Regions from separate parts of the Homo sapiens genome. Here region 1 is linked to region 2. The links are chromatin contacts, found by Hi-C or POLR2A ChIA-PET in ENCODE. All regions are on one chromosome and are shown on one strand. The core of a region is the stretch at or near the end of the contact, and the rest is flanking DNA. Distances in the headings are between cores, read along the strand shown.

What was found. A loop is a pair of places that touch in the nucleus more often than their neighbours do. ChIA-PET counts read pairs that join two places held with the same protein, here RNA polymerase II (POLR2A).
Region 1: a loop to region 2 is called in a map of chondrocyte, with 6 times the contacts of the local background. The contact joins the promoter of GRK3 here to the promoter of KIAA1671-AS1 in region 2. A Hi-C loop is called at or near these places in 1 of 168 maps with a recorded cell type or tissue (chondrocyte). POLR2A ChIA-PET finds 5 or more read pairs at or near these places in 3 of 52 experiments (CD4-positive, alpha-beta T cell, Caco-2 and activated T-cell).

The regions. Positions count from the first base shown.
Region 1 is chr22:25,563,226-25,569,486 of GRCh38, forward strand. GRK3 (G protein-coupled receptor kinase 3) reads left to right here and starts at 1,450. Exons shown (of 21, transcript NM_005160.4): 1 at 1,450-1,928. The coding sequence starts at 1,816. It overlaps GRK3-AS1 (GRK3 antisense RNA 1), which reads right to left and starts at 2,191. Exons shown (of 4, transcript NR_183564.1): 1 at 1,855-2,191; 2 at 865-1,134; 3 at 78-256. RefSeq lists silencers at 1,376-1,475, 1,786-2,035 and enhancers at 2,147-2,662, 3,945-4,124.
Region 2 is chr22:25,109,674-25,116,168 of GRCh38, forward strand. It overlaps KIAA1671-AS1 (KIAA1671 antisense RNA 1), which reads right to left and starts at 3,019. Exons shown (of 5, transcript NR_038941.1): 1 at 2,944-3,019; 2 at 2,514-2,750; 3 at 1,285-1,324; 4 at 328-445. The region is part of intron 6 of KIAA1671; the gene reads left to right. RefSeq lists enhancers at 974-1,836, 1,837-2,698.

The DNA of each region.
Region 1 (6,261 bases), core at 200-2,699, 450 kb after region 2:
AAAAAAGTGGGTAGAAGATGAAAGTTTGATATTTCGCTCATGCATAGCTTTGTCTCCTTAATATATTTTGTGCTTGCCTGTCATTTCAGCTTTCTGCTGGCAGACGAAGCTCCTTCAACTGCCATTCCTACTTCTGACACTCCTCTTGTCCTTTTCAGGACAACTTTATGCCTATTGTGCCTTGGGTCTTGAGAAGCATGTGGTAAAACTGGCCAGTGGTGATGGCAGGCATAGCAGGGAATCAGATTGAGGGGGGCTGTGGCGTGGGAGAGAAAACAAAAGAGGGAAACAGGCTATTTGATGACAGAATCAGGCTGCTTCTGCAATGACATTACATGAAATATCTGAAATTTGACCTTAACTGTATCTGGTGGGTCCCGTTAACCCTGTAAGTTATGGACAGAACGTTCACTCAAATTCTAGCAACGTCTAGGCTCATGGAAATACGTGACCAATTCAGGTGAATGAAAGGGATTTTAAAACATTAATTTCCAGCTTAGGTCTTCCTAAGACTGCCTGCGTGTCCCTTACCACCACTCCAGCCTGAGTGTCACATGGATCCTGAATGCGGACTTGTGTGCACACTGTAGAAAAATAAGCAACTGAAAACCCCAGGCATCGGGGTGGAGTGATGATGAAAGACACCGAGACCGAAGATCAGGAAGCTGGAAATTCCCCCCAGCTTCGGTGTTTGGGCTGTATCTCGCTTTTCCACTTCCCTAAATCACCCTCGTGGTGCGAGTGTGCTCGCAGCAGATGCTCCCTAATTGTCTCTTGTATTGACCGTAAAACCCTAACGACAGGAATACTCTCTCTCCTTCTATTTCTCAACACCATTTCAACACCCAAACTAAAACCTCTCACCTGAGTGTAAGGGAGTGGTGACCTTCTTAAGCGGAGAGCTCTTCCATCAGAGGGCTCCCTAAGGGCATCTCTGTTCCTAGCCGGGGAGCCGTCACCCCACTTTGTTCTGCTTAGCCTAAGACACGCAACTTTTTCCAGCTTTTACTCTTCGCTGAATTCTCACGGTGGGGTTGGGGGGATGTTCAGGCTCAGGAGCGAGGTTGGGGGCCCGGCCCGCTGGGCGCTGTTCACCGGTAGCCCGGACCAGAGCAGGAGTTTCATCATTACCTGCTGGGATAGGTGGGACACATGTATTTCCGGGGCCACCCCAGACCTCCCGGAGGATGCTGATTGACACTGTCCAGTTTGAGAACTACTGTGTCCAGGGAGCAGAGGCCTCCCCATAACCCCTTGGGTTGTGGACGTCTGGCCCAGGGCTTCTCTGGGTGAGCGGGGCGGGCATCAGAGCGCGTGGAACCTGGGGCGGGAGGTCGGGGCAGTGAAGGAGGAGGAGAAGGAGGAGGCGGAGACCGAGGGGGAGGGAGGGGAGGAGGAAGAGGAGGAGGAGTCCCTCGTGGCCACCCCGAGGGGAGGGCGACCGTAGAGACTTGGTCGGGAGGCGCCGGCCCAGCGAGGCCGCTGGGACTGTGCACTGAGGGGCGCTGACCGTTGGACGCGCGCTCCCCGCAGACCCTCGCTGAAGGAGCAGGGGGCGGCGCGCGTGCGCGGGGCGCCGGGCGGCGCGCGAGGGGGCGGAGCGGGGAGGCGTGCTGCGACCCCGGCCGGCTACAGCCTGCGGCGCGCGCAGAGCGCTAGTGGGGCGCGCGGCGCGCGCGCGGGGCGGGGGCGCGCGGAGGGGGGGGCTGCCCCGGGGCGGCCCCCCCAGGTCGGGGCGCGGCGGGCGGCGGCGGCGGGCGCGCGTCCCGTCCAGGTCCGGAGTAACCGCCGCCGCCGCCGCCAAAGCTCGCCAACATGGCGGACCTGGAGGCTGTGCTGGCCGATGTCAGTTACCTGATGGCCATGGAGAAGAGCAAGGCGACCCCGGCCGCCCGCGCCAGCAAGAGGATCGTCCTGCCGGAGCCCAGGTACCAGCTGCCCCGGCCGGCGCCGGCCCCAAGCCGCCGCCCCCTGCGGCCGCCAGCTACCCCCTGCTTCCTGGAGGGTCGGGCGCTGAGCCTCCGCTGCCCCGGGGCGGGTGACACAGCGGAGCGGGCGATGCGGGGCCGGCCTCGTCGTTCCAGTCTCTGAAATGGGGCATCGGAGGGCCGGTGGGGGGCACCCCGGGAGAGAGCGCTCCAAAGTGCCCGGCGCGGCGCCCTGCGCGCAGCGAGCGCCCCAGCCAGGGTCTGGTTATGACTTGGCTGGACCAGCTCCATCCCTGTCGCCCCCTCCCCCCAGCCCTGTCCTGTCCTGCCCTGTCCCATCCCCGTGGTTCTTCCTGTTGCATTGGTGTAGTCCCCGTTGGCTCCTTGCCTGTCACTGCTTTGCGCTCCATCCTGGTCGCTCCTTCTTCCCGGGCTCATTGGTCCCCCTTTCCAACTCCATCCTCTCACCTCCCTCTGGGCCGCTTACCTGGGGACTGCAGGCTTGTTGCTTATTGTCCGAGGTAGTTAAACTGCTGTTTTCAGTACTTGCTCTTCTTGAAGTCTATTAAGTCTAGTCACCTTCTTCGGCTTCTCTTCTATTTTGTCCCCGGGCAGGATTTTGACCCACTCAGTATTCTTTTTGGTGCCAAGTGTGTCACCTGAGCTGCTTTCCTCAACTTGTAGATCTACTGGTGGCACTTTATTAAAAAATTGAAACAGGAGTCACTTAAAAAGACACTTGAATGGGTGATTCCAGACAGGAATTTGTTGTTAAATTATCAAAGGAGGGCCCGATTGAATTGGCGAGGGGCTCGGTGAGGTGCATACCAAGTTGCAATTTTCTCTCAAATGATTTATTATTAAGGTACTAGTAAAATTTTTTCTAGTTCATATCATTAGCACTTCCCCAGAAAAAATAGTTTGTCTGGTTAATAGTGAGTTTTAAATAACGTATCAAGGCTTCAGTGATGGATTTTTTTTTCTCTAGCTCCTTTCCTAATTAACACCATCATGAGTTGTACAGCTAATGTGATTCCTTGATGCTAAATAGCTCTTGGAATTGATGCTCAAAAGAGGCATCTTGTTTATGGTGAATTTGAAACCATGCAATTCTGTAAAATATTGGAATCTAAACCAAAGTTATTGTCCATTTGAAATCATCAGTCCTTCAAGCGTTAGGCGCCCAAGATTGCTTAAATGTTACCTAATGCTAAGTGATCATCATCTGATTTTTTTTACAAGTCATCCATGAGCCCTATGATACAGAAAATACCAGTCCCCTTGTTATTTGTTGTGAAAAGCTAAATTGTGCAAATGAAGACATGCTTGCTAGGTATTTTGAGCTTGCTTTTCCTCCTTAGCCCATGCCTCTTGTTGGTTTTGCAGGATGTGCTACTCTTTGATAGACAATGCCAAGTAGTGAAAATGAGGGAAAAGTGCAAACCTTTCTGCAATGTCGTGAGTTTAACACCCCTATTCCAGAGTGTAGCATATCTGAAGCTAATTGAAAAAAATCAATGCTGCTTAAAATTTCCGGCAAATGGGAAACTTACTTAGAGAACAAGAACGCCTACATCAAACCTAAATTTCACCAAAAAAACTGTACATTTCTAATGTGGTAGAAAAAGGCTTAATTCCTCTTTTGTCTTGCCTTTCCTAGTGTCCCTCCACCACCCAAAGGCAGGGAGTCCTAAATATGTAGTATTTCTATATACAAAATTGATAAATCTCAACTCATGGGCAGTTTTTTTTTTGGGGGGGGCTAGTATATAATATTAATAAAGTTAGGAACTTCTGTTCAGTTTTTTTTTTCTTGGTGTTTGGAACTTAATGTGACTTCTGCTTTTTTAGTGTCCCTCTTAAGAACGTACTTATGCACTTAGGGTGTTCACTTCCTTGTATGAATGCCTTTGTTTTTCAGTGGTATTCTTTGGTAATGCTTTCTTTTAAGGCAGAGTAAGTGACAGCCAGCATTATTTCTCATGACATTTGAAAATTGAGAAATACCAACCAGAGAGTAATTTTAGGAAACAGCCCTTCAGTAATTGTTACTCTGTTGCTCTTTTTAAAATAGACTCTCGAATTGGGCCATTGGAACCTCCTCCTGAGATTCTAATTTGTTTTCTACTTATCTTAGTGGCTTTGGCTTTAGTTTTGTAATGTAGCTATTTACATAGTAACAGTCACTCCTTGTGCTGTGTTAGGATTCTGTTACATTGAGATTATCAGGTATAACATCTTGCAAAATTCTCTCTACCACTGGATGGCAGTTAGTGGCCTACCTATTTGATTTGGAGGTTGGGGGTTGGGGAATTTCTAGATCCTGTAAAAAAGTTAATTGCATGTTAAAATGCCCCAGCCTAATGACTTAAATAGCTGGTATGACTTCACACTATTGGTAAAAGGGATACGGGTCAAATGTTTTCTGATAAGTTTCTATTTCAGCTTCATTATAGAGGAAGCCATGTGATCACCAGTTTTTGGTATTCTTGAAAGAGATGTTCAGATTTGTATTTTTGGTATCTGAATGAGAAGCATACATTTTAATTTGCCTTTGGTCTATCACTAGTGATTTTTTTATTTCCAGCAAATTATTTGCAGTCACTATTCTTTGTGCTTCCTTATTTTAGTTACTTTGCCTTTCCCACAGTTTTAAACAGAAGAGCATCAGAACGAAATATCTAGCTAATTTAAATGAAACACTGGGTTTGCAGCTTCCTGCCTATTACAGGAGAGTCTCAGAAAATGGAACATTCTGCCCAGGGGAGATTTTGCTTCCCTGAGATGGCAAGAGGCAAATATTTTGTTATGTTGACACTTTATTCAGTTAACCAACCAATGAGTGCAAATCCTGGAAAAGCTGACTGTTTGTCCAAATGGTATAGCTGCTTTAGTTTACTGAAATGTTGTTGAGCTAATGTAGCTGATAATGGGGCCTACTGGGAGTAGTAAACTGTGACCCACAGCCTCCCTTGCAGGCCCAGTTAAAACAGGAGCATTTAGATGTGCAGGCCAGTTGTTTTACATCATGTTGGAAAAGAAATACTTTTATTTAAGTAAGGTCTAATTCACAAGCAAAGGCCCACAAAGGGTCATCATCTTAAGCCCTGGAGTGATTCAGACGACTTTTACTGTAGGCTGTATTACTCTGTTACTCTTTTTTTTTTAAAAAAAACAGAATGAAATTCAGATGACTTGAAATCACATATAGTTGAAGGCGGTTGAGTAATGTGAACTTCATCTTTCCCCTGGAGTCTTATTTCTATTTACTGGACATTTCAAATGTTGGATCACCTATTGCAAAGCTTGTCCTTTCAAAGTATTCATACAATATGATAGGAAGGTCTGAAACAACATTTTAAAGATTCTTTATAATTTTCTAGGAGCACTGACAGTCCTTAAAGGACATTTATGATACCGTTTATGACATTAATTCAGTACATAGTTGTAGAGCCATTTCTATGAGCCAGGCACGGGGTACTATGACAAACCCAGCCACAGCCCCTTCCTTCATGGAGCTTATAGACTAGTGTGAAATACAAAGATTTGAGCCAAGAAGGATGTTTGCTTTGAAGTGTATTTGCTTGAAGATTTTATTTAACCACAAACAAATAGCGTTTGGATGACTTTTATTACTCTATATGCATAGAATATAGAATAATAAAGAATGAATATAGAATATAGCATAATGCATAGAACACATGATGTTTGGTGTTTTACAATAATTTGTTAGTGATTACCTTTGAAGAACTATCTAAACATAGTCTCCATGGTGATATGGTAGTTTGCATCTTTCTGTTTGTGTAGCCACCACATGTAATTGATCTTTAAAAATGTCCCAGTTTTCTTCTTTAGTGGACATGGAGTTTATTCGGTAATTGTTTAACTCCAATCAGTAAGTGATTGGTGGATAACTTGAAATACTCCTCTCCGTTTAGGCTGTAGAGTTTTCTGTGTCTTCACTGTCCTGTGCTCATAGCCTAATTTTGAACTGAAAAGTCCACGTTGAAAGCACAAATAGCCTTTAGAAAGAAAGTATTCCTTATTATTGATAGGAGTGTTTCTATGTGTAAGAAACAGTAGTGTTCTTGCTTCTTTTTCATTAAGGTACAAATTCAAAATGTAATTTGTTCTGACCTTTCAGTTATTATCTCATTCTTGGTCCAAGTTAACTTGTGCCAGTGACTTGAAGATGCAAGGAGTGCGTGTAGATGTCAATTCTTAGAAATGGATGTTCCGGTGAAATCAGTTTTGGACCTAGAATCTGCCAAAGCTGAGCATCATGAAATGCTTCGAATCGAGAGCCTCATAGATCTCTCTGAGGTACAGGCAG
Region 2 (6,495 bases), core at 1,769-4,268:
AGAAATGGTGTTGGACATTTAGTTACCTCTTGATAAATATTAGCCACCACTGTCATCCCCTGCTGGGCTGTGAGCCCTCTGCTCTTAATCTCTATGCAGTGCCTGGCTCAGAGTAGGCACCCTCTGAATCTTTATTAAATGAATGAATGAAAGAATGAATGAGGCTGGATGTGGTGGCTCATGCTTGTAATCCCAGTACTTTGGGAGGCTGAGGCAGGTGGATCGCTTGAGTCTAGGAGTTCGAGACCAGCCTAGACAACATGGTGAAACCCTGTCTCTACAAAAATTACACACAAAAAAAAATTAGCTGGGCATGGTGGCACATACCTGTAGTCCTAGCTACCGAGGAGGCTGAGGTGGGAGGATCGCTTGAGCCTGGGAGGCCAAGGCTGCAGTGAGCTGTGATCATGCCACTGCAGTCCAGCCTGGGCAACAGAGTGAGATCCTGTATCCAAAAAAAGAAGAAGAGAGACAGGGAGAGAAAGAGAATGAATAGCTGTAAGGACTGGGAATACATAGAAAAGAAAGAGATCTGTTGGCCATATTGCCAGAGAGTCCTTTGTGATAAACTTTCTCAAGTGAGGCCCTTTGACCAGTGTCTAGAAAACAAATATTTGTTCAAAACTGAAGTGAGGTGGTGGTGGAAAGGACATAGGATGCATTCTGAGCGACCTGGGTTTCAATTGTGTACTTGGTGTCCGAACAATAAATATTTACAGAGCCCTGACTCTGGGCCAGGTACCATGTCAGACCTGGGAAAACCTGGGGTGGGAGCAGCTCTGGTGCATGCCTGGTGACATCCTTGCTGTGTGACCTTGGGCAAGTGAATCTATGTCTCTGAATCTGCATTTCCTTGTCTGTAAAAGTAGTGGGGTTGGGGGGACATGGATCCCTGCTAGAAGGAGAAACCTCCTTTAACAGGTGTGCCTGACCTCCAGGATCCAGCTGCTGCCCACCCCCTTCTAACAACCCCTGACATGTTTGGGATCTCCAGGCAGAGGACAGAAAACCTGCATGGGTCAGATGAGCGGGGCCTGGCCGAGGACAGTGGGTGTTAGGGTCTAGTCGTACCCCCAACCCCTAGTACTCCAGCCCTGTAAGGGTTAAAACCCAGGGAGCTCACGTGACCTAGTGTAAACCATGAATCATTCCCATTGCTCCCAGTGCTGAGCCTGCTGCCCAGGACAGGGCAGATGCTGTGCCCCGGGTTGCCATGGCAACTCCGCCTGTACTGAAATACAGCCCTCCCCAGTCCTTCCTGGGGGACCTCAGAGGCTGTCTCACCTGGATCAGTGTTGCCTTCCAGAGAGGGAGGGAGAGACAGCTGAAAAGGAGAGAGAGAGGAGAGACGCTTAGAGACAAGCAAGTGGAAGTTGAGACACAGGGAGAGGGAGGAGAGCGAGGCTGAGAAATCAACAGAGAAACAGACCACGAGAGGGAGACAGACTGACAGCCGACCAGAGGTCCCAAGACGCTGCCTGTAACCTTAGAGGCAGAAGCCGTTTCCCAGCAGTGCTAACCTTCCCGGGGCTGCCAGATCGCCGACATACACGCACACACACACAGAGTGCACACACATGCACACACGTGCAGCCGCATTTCCTGGTGCGCTTGCTGTGAGGGCACAGGGGTGGGTAGGCTGGCAGGCACGTGAAGTTGCCATCAGCCCCGAGGGACCGTGAGCGAGTTGGGACTTGGGGGAGAAAAAAATGGGGGCGGACGTCAGCTCCCTGGGCGGCCGCCGCCACCGCCTCCGCCTCCCCGAGGCCCCTCCTGCATTCCTGGGCAGCGAAGCCCCTCGCTAAGACGGGGGCTGATGTCATCCCGGGCTGCTCAGCCAGGGGACCCGGGGGCCCTGGTGGCTGCCTCCGGAAGTGAGCTAGCCGCCTGCCGGCCGACAGGTTTGGAATCTCCAGCCAGAGGACAGAAAACCTGCATGGGTCAGGTGAGCGGGGTCTGGCCGAGGGCAGCCGGGCAGGGGGCAGCAGGGTGCGGCAGCTTGCCCACCGGAACCTCCCAGGGTGCACCTCAGGGGGGCTGCCTACCTGAAGGGAAGTGAGGACGAGGGTGCCCAAAGGCCGCCCCCTCCACCCCCACCCCCATCCCCATCCCCCGCCTTTCGGGACCGTCACGCCCTGGAGTGAGTGCAGCCGGCTTGTTCCTCAAAGCTCCTTGTCTCGGCCGATCAGCTGGGTGAGCCCTGGAACTGGAACCTGGACTGCCCAGTGTGTTGACTTTATAACTCCGCTGGGGTGGACTCCCAGCCTGGCACTTAGCTGCCTCTTAATTCTGAGCGGCACCCGTGGATGCAGCCGGCTCCTGGCTCAGGGATGTTTACTTACCCTTGGTTTGCCTGAAGAAAGCTGCTGTTTTTAATTTTTTTTCCTCCAAGCAAGCCCAAAACTTCCATGAGCAAAAGAGTCCAAAGAGGCAAGAGGACACTGGCGTTTTAATTGCTCTCTCCCTCCCTAACTTCCTTCTTCCCTCTCCTCCTGGCTGGCCCCATGGATTACCTGGGAGATAAACTCACAGTGGCCCAGACCCACATGACCCAGTGGATGGGCACCGTGAGGAGGTCCTTCCAGGAAGCCCTCAATTTGGTGACCACCACGGTGGGCCACGAACGGACGAGTGCAGAGTCGGCCAGCCGGACCCCCTTCAAGCGTACTTCCTCCTTCCGACACCTGGCTTCCCGGAGTCGGGAATCCTTCCGCCGCTTCTCTGCTCGCAGCCAACAGAGATTTTCTTCACTGAGGAAAAGGCATACAGATTCGGAACCGCCAGATATTGTAAGCTTATTATGTTTTAAAAAATATTAAAACAACACTGAAAGCTCCTCCCCTCCAGTCCTCCCAGGGAGGGGGTCCCAGACATCAAACCGGGGAAGTTACTTCTTCCAGAATAGTTGTCAGTCAAAGCCCAGGCACTTCCTGTCCCCTGTACCTGGGAAAGAGGCACGTAGCAATAATTCCTCTCTCCTGAAGTCAGTCAGGACATTTTTGCTGGAGTCGACGTCTGTGTGGACAGGGCCAGCACGTGAGTTGGGCTGAATTTGCCAGTTGATTTATGTTTAAGTGTGAACACCCCAACCCCCGACACGAAAGCTCATCCTTCTCCCTATTTTTAGGGTGGATTAGTGGCACCTGCCTCATCTCCTCTCACCCTCCTAGGAAGCACAAGTGGCGGTGTCATGTGCACGCTGAGTTGTAGCTTTTGTCGTTCCACCGAGCTTTCATTGGATTGCCAAGGAAAGGGTCTTAGGAGACCGAGGTGTGGTGGGCGAGTTTGCCCGCTGGCCGTGAACCTTGGGTTTGGTGTGAGTGGGCCAGGGAGGGAGGCCTTGATTTCTTACTCAGGCAGGCTCGGGAGGGCTTGGATTGGGACAGCAGGGTGGAATGACAGCTAATGATTAAAACCTTGGCCTGTGTCCTGCTAGGCGACAGTGCAGAAACAATCGTAAGGTCCTTCTGATGATTTGGAGAGGTGGGACTGGGCCCAGAAAGCGAAAGTGCCTACTGTGGGGGAAGCACAGTGAGTGAGTGGCAGAGCCAGGTCCCGAACCCCAGGCTCTGACCTCCCCATTCACGGCTCTTTGCAGTCCAGCTCCCAGCAGATGTTCTCCCCAGACCCTCCCAATTAATTCAGGGCTGCCCAGGTCACTGACCAGACCTGAGCCTAAAGAGAGGGCCTGCCATTTTCACATAGGAGACTTCTGCCACCTGACTGTGTTGGCCCAGTTTATGGGAGCACTTGAGGACAGGCGAAGGGCTAAGCCAGCCCCTTTTTCTGGGTTCCTCCTAGCCAGGAGTGCTATAGTCATTAAGGGACCCAGCATTTAGGGAGGAGCCCTGAGCTGGCCCTCCCTACACTCGAGGTGGCAGGGCTCACAGCTGCCCTGCCAGGTGCAGGGGCTCAGTATCCCCTCTGCTGACCCAGAGGTGTGACTCACCCCAGGTCACGCAGCAGCCAGAGCAGGCAGTTGCAAATGCAAGGCAGGAGCCGAGCACTTGGGCATGACACGTGTCTCGTTCACAGGACGTCTCCTTCACAGTGGGTCTGTGCTTCTTTGTGGCCCAGAACAAATTAGTGGGGCTTGGATTTATGAGACAGATTCCCCAACCTCTGGAAGGTGTGACTTGCCACAGGGAAAGAAGGCCCCTCATTCATTCTGTCTCCCTCTGTGTGTATCTCTGTCTCTGTGATGTGTCTTTCTGCCTTGCTCTGTCTCTGTTTGTTTCTCTGTCACTCCTGTTCTCTCTCAGGGTATGGGGTTGGTGACAGGCAGGCTCTGTTGGCATCCCTCTTTCCCCACCCTGGGGAGTGGTGTGACCATGGGCATTGGCATGAATCCCCTAGGCGTCTTACCCTGTGTTACAGGTTGGTGCCACTGGCAGGAGTGGCCTCTCCAGCTGGTTGAATAAATGAAGTTGGGTGGTGCAGAGAACCATTCCGTGTTGCGTCGAGATGCCACCAAGAGTGTAAATACATGCTAAATACATTCAAGCTTCAGGCTCCTTCCCATGTAGCCACCCTACTGGGTGGTAGGCACCAGCTGGCCTTGGCCTTGACAGCTTGAATCAGACTCCTGGCTGAGGAGCCCTGACCCATTCTTAAGCCTCAGTTTCTTCCTGTGTCCAATGAGGAGAACCAAGGCCTTGGTATGAGATTGAAGCAAGCCCCCAGCACAGTGCCAGGCACACAGAATCTGCACACTTGTGAATGCTCTCTCTCTGTTGCTTGCCTAGATACTCTGCCTGAGCAGGATAAAGGCAGAGTTAGGATAGGAACATGTGCAGTGTTGCAGATAAGTCAACGAAACGCAAGGCCAGGGACCCCCTGCCTAGGGGTTGAGTCCTGGCTCTGCCGCTTCCCAGCTGTGTGATCTTGGACAGACTCCTTCCCTCTCTGTGCCTTGATTTCCTCCTCTGTGAAATGGGGATGATCGTGCATTGATGTGCTGGTAAATGTGTGGTGAGCGTGGCCGTTCTTAGCTTGTGGTGCTTAAAAATTAGTTCTTGTGGCAACCAAACCTTTCCTCTCAAACCATCACTTCAAAGATTTTCAATGAGCTGGAAAACCCACACACGCCCTTTTTACTCAGGGACTTCACTTAAATATTCGTTTTATGGGAAGAAACTTTTTAAAGCCACAGACAATTACTTAAGAGTTTGGGACAACAGCAGTATCCGTGGCTGGGGCTGGGAGGGGGCAGGATTTTAGTCTTTCTGACCTTGTACATGATTTATCTAAATAATCCATTCATTTCATCCTGGTTCCTGCCTCCGGCTTGTATTTACTCAGAGCAGTGTAGAAGAATCTATTGCGGGCACAAAATAACCCTCAAAGGCGTGCCCTGAAATGTTTTCTAAAGCCAGCCTTGAAGTAATTTGCTAATGGCCTGCCTGCTTCTGTGTCCAAGGGATAAAAGGGGGAAAGAGGGAAAACAAATGCTTTGTCTCTGAGCCACAAAGGCAGGAAGAGGCACGTTTATGCTGCACTCCCATGTGAGCCTGAGAAACACGCCTGGTACTCCAGGTTTAGCCGAGGAGACAAGGTGGACTCCAGTTAGAGGCCAGACAGAAAATTCCAGAACCCAGGAACAATGGCAGTGGCACAGGGGCCAAGACTGGAATAAAAGCGGGAAGTGGGGGGTCTCTGAGGCCATGGGGTGCCGCACCAAGGAGGGCTTTGGAGTCAGACAGACTTAGGCCTGAGTCTCAACTCACCACGTGCAAACTGAGTGACCTTGGGCAGCTTAAATCACCTCTTGCAGCCTCAGTGCCCTCATCTGAAACATGGAGATTCAGCTGGGACTTGTCTGGTGGGTGGTTCAATGGGACAGAGTGGACTAAGAGCAAGCATAGCCCTGGCATGCAGGAGGTGCTGAATAAATGTTCGTTCCACGTTGCTTTTTGGGGGGCTCAGACTGTAATGTGAGTCCTACCTTCCTAGAAGGCTAGACTGGTGCCTCAGGGAAGCAGAGTAAGAGCCTGATCAACCTGTGTTTGTATTTACTGTGTGCAGGGCTCCATGCTAAGCATCAGGTGCATATAACTTGCATGTCTTCATTAATTCACTCATATTTTCATTCAACCAGTATTTATTTTTATTTATTTATTTAGAGACAGAGCCTCACTTTGTCACCCAGGCTGGAGTGCAGTGGCACAGTCTCGGCTCACTGCAACCTCCACCTCCCAGGTTCAAGTGATTCTCCTGCCTCAGCCTCCCCAGTAGCTGGGATTACAGGTGCCCTCCACAACACTGGCTAATTTTTGTATTTTTAGTAGAGACAGGGTTTCACCATGATGACCAGGCTGGTCTCGAACTCCTGACCTCAAGTGATCCACCCGCTTCAACCTCCTAAAGTGCTGGGATTACAGGCATGAGCCACTGTGCCCAGCCTATTTTCATTTACTTATTTTGAAGACAAGGTCTTGCCCTGTCACTGGAGCTGGAGTGGAGTGGCACGATCATAGCTCACCACAGCCTCGATAC